Linked DNA regions of Homo sapiens: region 1 is linked to region 2. A link is a contact called in ENCODE Hi-C or POLR2A ChIA-PET data. All regions are on one chromosome and are shown on one strand. Each heading gives the region's core, a stretch centred on a gene start or an enhancer-like site at or near the end of the contact. The rest is flanking DNA. Distances are from core to core; before and after follow the strand shown.

What was found. A loop is a pair of places that touch in the nucleus more often than their neighbours do. ChIA-PET counts read pairs that join two places held with the same protein, here RNA polymerase II (POLR2A). Pooled maps may share reads with other maps.
Region 1: a pooled map shows a loop between it and region 2 (2.9-fold over the local background). The contact joins the promoter of LINC02846 here to the enhancer-like site in region 2. A Hi-C loop is called at or near these places in 6 of 50 pooled maps. POLR2A ChIA-PET finds 5 or more read pairs at or near these places in 4 of 52 experiments (B cell, CD8-positive, alpha-beta memory T cell, MCF 10A and 1 more).

What each region holds. Positions count from the first base shown.
Region 1 is chr9:136,107,092-136,110,685 of GRCh38, reverse strand. It overlaps LINC02846 (long intergenic non-protein coding RNA 2846), which reads left to right and starts at 1,250. Exons shown (of 2, transcript NR_189286.1): 1 at 1,250-1,321; 2 at 1,867-2,837. RefSeq lists enhancers at 1-65, 1-151, 466-575, 152-763, 1,086-1,135 and 2 more and silencers at 866-1,055, 3,464-3,563.
Region 2 is chr9:135,925,335-135,928,933 of GRCh38, reverse strand. No RefSeq gene overlaps it. Among named protein-coding and RNA genes, the nearest start is that of CAMSAP1-DT, 19 kb to the right of the region's middle. RefSeq lists enhancers at 1,974-2,023, 3,060-3,139. Within about 2 kb of position 1,958, at least 8 of the 41 ENCODE cell types and tissues checked have a DNase peak (open chromatin) inside an H3K27ac peak, as active enhancers do.

The DNA.
Region 1 (3,594 bases), core at 1-2,500, 180 kb before region 2:
CTGTTGCTGAAAAGTGGAATCCAAGCTGAGGAGCCAGCAGAGGGCAGGCAGTGGCTGGAAGGGGGTGGTGCTGGGGATTTCAAGATCTAAGATGCTCGGTCAAGATGGGCCACGTGCTGTCCCATCCCCAGCACAGGGTGGCCTCGGAAGGCTGCCCCGTCAGAGCCCCCATGTGCAGCCTCCACAGGCAAAACCACCCCAAACGCACACACACAGGAATGTCCTCCACCTCCCGCCCCTCCGCAGGGGGCAGGACAGGACAGCAGGGGCTGAGGGGGAAGGTGCCCGGCTCCAAACACAGCCCCCAGCAGGAAGGACGGCAGGGCCAGGCGCGGCCCCCACTCCAGACCAGAGCATGACTCCCCCGGTGCCGCTGCGTCGATGGTGATATTGATGCTCCGTGATCTTGGAAGGGCCTGTCCCCTCCAGCGTGCGATCGGAGGAGGGCGCGGGCCCTGGCAGTGCTGTGAGTGCTGATTCAGCGTTTTCTGGGGGAGACAAACGTGCTTCGATCTGCAGAGGCCAGTGCGTTTCTCTTCTTCCTTATGGGTCTCCTTTGGAAAGGGCCCCTCTCTGCCCAGGCCCTCCCTGCAGGCCTCCGCTCATGCCCTCGGAGGCGGGGGCTGCCCTGCACCCAGCCCCGGTGAGCCGCACTTCCCATGCAGCAGGCTGCAGAGGCCGCAGTCCAGAAACACCCCCCACCCCACCGCCTGGCGCGCCTCCTGACGGTTCCCAAAAGAGAGAGCGCCCCGCCGCACCAGCATCCTTGCCCAGGCGGGGCCGTCCGGGTGCAGCTGATTCAGCGGCTCCTGGCCCGGCGCCCCTCCCCCAGCCCAGCTGGGCAGCGTGCCCGGGCATGCCGGCAGCTGTGTCACACGGGCTCTGGCAGGGCTGCTGTGGCGCGCACTGCGCCTGGGGGCGGGGTTGCAGGCTGCTGCGGCGGGCGGGCTGCCAGGCGCCCCCTCCCTGCGGGGCCGCTCCCCTTCCGTGCAGTCCTTGTATGGCCTCCTGCAGAGGAGAGGCCCCGTGGGAGGCGGAAGGCAGAGCTGGGTCTTGGTGCTCCTGGGCTACCGTCAGCCCCCAGGAAATAATCACATCCCAAAGCCCCGTCAGCGGATCCACCGCCACATCCAGAGTCTCCCCATAGCCCGGGTCGGGGCCGCGTTCCTCCATCTCAGGCCAGCCCTGCTGGGGCCACCTGCCGTCCTGACCTGGGCGGAGACTGGAAGGGGCAGGTGGGGCGGGGCCCAAGAGTCCTACCCGACTAATGGGGACAGCCGGAGCCAAGGGGCTCTCAGGGCAGCAGGAGGGCCATGCAGGGGTGAGCCACAGCCCCCAGGGCCCCTCCTGCCAGCTTCGCTGCGCCCATGAGCTTGGGTTTGCCTCTAGCTGAGGGCATGGGGCAGGCCTGGGGAGCCGGTAGGCGCTGACCCAGCGGTGACCCGGGCCCAGGGGAGGAGGGCGCCGGCTCTATTTGGGAAGGGGCTTCGTAAAGGGGCTTGGTTAATTTATGGGAGAACCTCGGTGTCCCCGCCCTGTGAGGGCTGTGGGCGTGGGGTAAATGCAGGGCGGGGAGGGGAGAGGGGTCAGGGCTGAGGAGGAGAAGCAGGGGCAGGAGGCAGGGCGGGGAGGGCAGAGGGGTCAGGGCTGAGGAGGAGAAGCAGGGGCAGGAGCGGTGAGGAAGAGGGGCATTTGGTCGAGGTTGGGTCAGGTAAGGACACGGTGGTAGGCAAAGGCCAGGGGGCAGGTGGGGTGCCTGGGAGGTCCGTGGTCAGAGGATGGGTGCTGGTGGGGCCTGGAGATGGCGGTGCTGCCTCCACCCTCCTGAGCCTGGAGGCCTGACAATTGCATCCGAAAAATCCACAGCCACCATCGTGTCAGCAGCACGTTGACCATGGCTCACGACATGGGGACGGGCATTCTTGCCGCTTCCTCAGAATATTAACGACGGTCCCAGCAGAATGCTGTATGAATATTCATATGGAGCTCAATCAAGCCTGGGCTGGCGGATGGCACAGGGAGAGGCGCCGTGACAGGCTGGGCCCGGGTCCCAGTGGGCACACCTTGGCAGGGTGTGGCCGTAAGTCTCCGCCAGCTCCAGCCAGGATCTGCCTCCCTCGGGATGGGACAGGCCTGGGCCTGTTGTATGGCCACAGGCAGAAGAGGCCGATGAGTGACATGACATCACCACTTAGTGACTGCCCTCGTCCTGGGAGCCCAGATGCTGGGGCGGGGCTCCTTCCTGAAAGACCCAGAGAAGTTCATCTCAGGTTTAATGGGGGCACTGCTGCCTCAGAAGCCAGGCAGTGGGTGGTGAGGTCCCTGTCCTCACTGGGGTCTGCAGCCGAGGAGGACTGGCCACCGAGGCCCAGGCCAGGCACAGGGATGCTGGGTGGCCATGGCCAGTCCTCCCGGGAGCCCCTAGCACCTTGGGCCTGCCCCCAGCTCTCACGCCGGGAGAGGTTTTTTCCCACTCCGGTGGCCGACGCCCTGGTGAAGGGATTCGCAGAACGGGAGCACATGGATTTCCAGTTCTTCCCAGCGGGCGCACGTAGGCCGGCACCCTCTCTCTCGTCTTTGGGCAGAACTCGAGTGCTGCTAGACCCTTGGCCCCGCTCACTGCGCTGGGCCGCACTGCACCCATTTCCTCCCAGCAAGGGCGGTCCCTGGACTCCTCTGACCTGAACTGCTTCCGAGTTTGCTTCTCAGAACCAAGAGGGGCTGGCTCTGCGCCCTGCCTACCTGTCCAGGGGTGGGGGCTGCCCTTTGAAGCTATCAATCTGGGTTTTAAGTGTGGATTCATTATTGACAACACCATGACGTTATGCTGACATGAATTATTTGTATGTTTTTCAAATTGTGCTGTGATAACCCTGGCTGTCTTCCTGCTCCCATAGTGGATAAAAGCGTCCGAAAGAATGCCGCCATCTCTCTTCTCCCCACAGCCTGGAGCTGGGCCAACCGGAACTCAGCCACCACCTGTGCTCGGTGCAGCCTGGTTTGACCCCCACCCTCCTCCACCTGGCTGGGGTGCGTGCCTGGCACATGTATGTGTGCACGTATGTGCGTGTGGGGGTGTGGCATTTGTGTGCCCAAGTGTTTTCTGCTGTCGTGTCTCACGTCCTGGCTCTGCCGCCCTCCACATCCATGGCTCCTTCCCGTGCTCCCTCAGATGGTCCCCCAAAGAACGGAGGGACTCCGGCCCCTTGAGGAACAGGGAAGCCCCTGCCTGGGTAGCCACTGGCAGGTGAGTCCTGTGTTCCTGCCGAGAAAAAGTCTGCTTTCAAACGCGGATGGGCAAGCACTCCCTTTGCGGTCGCCGCGCTTGGGGTCGCCGGTTGCTGGGCTGATTGGCAGGAAGAGGTGCGGCTCCCCGGCCCCTCGTGAGGCTGTGCAGCCATCTGCCCCTCTCCAGGCCCAGCTCTTCCTGTGAGATAAGGGGGCGGGAACCCAGGGAGGCTGGGCCTACAGCGTGCAGTGAGGTGAGGTGCTGGACTAGCTGTTCTCAGGTCACCCCCAGGGAAAGCCCTAGGCCCGCATTCTGTCCCCAGGTGGGAAGTTCAGGGAGAAGGAACCAGGGCTGGGGTTGGACTC
Region 2 (3,599 bases), core at 709-3,208:
CTGTCCACCCTGCATCGTGCTCAGCCTCCCCCAGGCAACTGCGCTCTTCCTCTCAGCAGCCATGCGCCCCCTGGGCCGTGTGGCCACACTCCTGCCCTGTGCTTGGCCTCTCTGGGGTGGGCGGGGATGCCCACCCTCCCAGTGCCACCTCCCGGGCTCCTGAGAACTGTGAGCCCCATCCTGGGCTGGCCTCTGCTTCACCCAGAGGCTGTGGACCTCACAGCCCAGGCACGTCCCCTTCCCCTCTGGGGACCTGGCTGACCCCTCCTGGGCTCCTGAATGACAAGGGCCTGGATCCCAGACTTGTGAGGGCCCTTCCAGGTCCCTGTCAGAGTGGACCCCACCCACACCCAAGAGCACGTTCCTGCCCTGGTGTGAGCCTCGGGCACCAGGGCCACAGCCAGGGATCAGGGCCACTGCCGAGGGCCGTGGTGGAGCAGGCCTGGGACCATGAGCCCTGTGGCCGCAGCGGCTCTGCAAGCTGGCAGAGTCCTGACAAAAGCTCTGGGACCTGCACCCCTGTCCTTGAGTGGAGATGGATGGAGACAGGAGACCTGGTGTCCAGGCTCCGCCGCAGCAGGCACTGCCCTGGCAGGTCGGGGAGAGCCTGACTTCCAGGGCCCAGCCGCAGAGTCTAGAGAAATGATTTTACTCGGGCTGGGGGGTGGCGGGGACACAGGTGCCACAGAGCAGGAGGTGTGGTCAGGTGGGGCCTTCCCGCCCACAGCACTGGCTCTGTCGCCAGAAAGATCCTCCTCGAAGTGAGCTCGGAAGCGGACTCTCCCAGAGGGCAGGGGTGGCAGCTGCGGGGCTGTGGTACACTCTGCCTGCGGCGTCGCCCGTGTGTGGTTTTTGAAGTGTGTGTGTGGTGGTGTGGTGTGCGTGTGTGCTCTGTGTGCATGCACAGGCGTGCATGTGTGTGTGTGTGCTCTCTGCATGCAGAGGCGTGCGTGTGTGTGCGTGTGTGCTCTGCGTGCACAGGTGTGCGTGTGTGCTGTGTGCATGCAGAGGCATGTATGTGTGTGTGTGCATGCACAGGTGTGTGCATGTGTGCTGTGTGCATGCACAGGCGTGCATGTGTGTGCATGTGTGCTCTGCATGCATAGGCGTGCATGCGTGTATGCTGTGTGCATGCACAGGTTTGTGTGTGTGTGCGTGTGCTCTGCATGCACAGGTGTGCGTGTGTGTGCATGTGTGCTCTGTGTGCATGCACAGGCGTGCATGTGTGCGTGCGTGTGTCGTCCAGGGGAGCATCACGGGGAGGCCAGGCGTGTGCCCAGCTCCCCAAGCAAGGCCTCCTGGCTTCCCTTCCGGCTGTCCCGTGGCTCCTGTGTGGCCGGGGCCTCTGGTGTGGGCCGGCAGCTCTTGGCCCCCAATGGGGATGGAGCAGCTCCAGGGTGCCTGGGACCAGGCTGGCACTGCTGGCAGAGTCAGTAGGATGGGTGCAGCCCCTGGGGACAAGGACAGGAAGCAAGGGCAAAGGCACCTCCAGGACAGGCCAGGACAACTTCTTGGCTTCCACGCAGCCTTCCAGAGCAGGGCCACAATGCTGTCCCTGTTCCAGGCTTTGGAATGTCCTAGAGATGCTTCTCAGGTGGCCAGCCCTGAGTCCTGCACTGGAACCCAGAGAGGCAGGGCACATCCCCAAGGCCACATTGCCGTGGTCACAGAGCAGGTTAGGGCGCTGGGGGATCCCCGCCTGGCCTGCCCAGGAGAGAAAGGGCTCTCTGTGCGGCCCCGGTGCTCGAGTCCTGGAGGAGCCTGTGGCTGCAGGCTCTCAGATCTCCTCCCTTCGGGCGGGGTCTCTGGCACCTCTGCCTCTGACTCACTGGCCACCAATGGTGTCAGCAGAGGGAGCGGGAGTCCCCGGCTGCCTCAGCAAGGCCCTGTGGTGCCCGCCTGACTCTCAGGGCCTCTCGCTTTTGTTGTCCTGAGTCACCACCATCAGGAAGTCACACTGCCCTGAGGCGGCTGCGTTGCCAGGAAGCCTAGGCCACGTGGAGAGGCCACTCCAAGAGGCCACATGGATGTGCTCAGGGTGACAGCCAGAAGCGACCGCCACAGGTGGAAGTGAGGAACACACTGAAGGCCTCGCTGTGGTTGGGTCACCTGGCCGTTCTCTCCACGGCGAAGTGGAGACCACCATGGCACTGGGCCCTGCCTGGGTTCCCTTCCCGGGGCCCTTGAGTGCGGCACGATAAAGGCTGTGCGCAGCTGCCACACCTGGTGTCACTGGTCACTTGGAGTCACTGCAGCACCAGCTGAAGGAGAGAGGGTCCGGCTCAGCTGAGAGGCCGCTTCCCATCCAGTGACTGGAGGCAACTTTGTTGGAGAGTTTTCCAGCCTGAGACGGATGCAGGGGAATTTGGAGACTGGTCCCAGCCAGGGTGCATCCCAGGGTGTGGTGGGGGCTGCCCCAGTCGGCACGTCCCGCAGATCCTCACACCCTCTGGCCACTGAAGACCTCTGAGGCCAGCCTAAGGAGGGGCCTGCAGGGCTCTCCTTGTTTTTTTTCTTTGAGGCGGAGTCTCTGTCGCCCGGGCTGGAGTGCAGTGGCAAGATCTCGGCTCATTGCAACCTCCGCCTCCTGGGTTCATGCCATTCTCCTGCCTCAGCCTCCTGAGGAGCTGGGACTACAGGCGCCCAGCACCACACGCAGCTAATTTTTTTATTTCTAGTAAGACGGGGTTTCACCATGTTGGCCAGGCTGGTCTCGAACTCCTCATCTTGTGATCTGCCCACCTCAGCCTCCCAAAGTGCTAGAATTATAGGTGTGAGCCACCACAACCGGCCGTTGTTTTTAGGTTTTATGTATTTACTTTAGAGACGAGGTCTCGTTCTGTCACCCAGGCTGGAGTGCAGTGCAGCCATCACGGCTCATTGTAGCCCACAACTCCTGGGCTCAAGCATCCTCCCGCCTCAGCCTCCAGGGTAGCTGGGACTGCAGGTATGCACCACTGCGCACAGCTAGTTTTTAAATGTTCTCTAGAGACGGGGTCTTGCTGTGTTGCCCAGGCTGGTCTTGAACTTCTGGCCTCAAGCAATCCTGCCTCAGCCTCCCAAAGCACTGGGATTACAGGCATGAGCCACAGGGCCCGGCCTCTCAGTGCTTTCTGAGAATGAGCTGCTTTTCTCTTCCGCCCCCAGACCTGAACCTCAGTGTTCCTGGAAACTCCCACGCTTGCATTCTGATGCTGAATTAATCACCGTGTCCCCAGGTGGCTGCTCTTGCCAGCCAAGCACTGAGGCCTCCAAACTCAGTCCCAGGATGGCGGCGGTCGGACCCCACGCTTCCTTGGGGCTCGCTGAGGGAGGGGGTCTGACCCCACAGGCCCTACCCAGGAGTGAGTCCGGGGCCAGGGTGGCCCTCGCAGACAGCGGACACTCTCGCTGCTTCCCTCCTATCCAGGCTGGGCCCACCACTTCCATGATGTGGCTGCCCTCACCATTAATTGCTTAAACCTGGGAGACGGAGGTTGCAGTGAGCCGAGATCACGCCATTGCACTCCAGCCTGGGCAGCAAGAGTGAAACTCCATCCCCCACCCCCCCAAAAAAGAACAGCTCTACTAGGCTCTACCTGACATGCACCAAGCTGTGT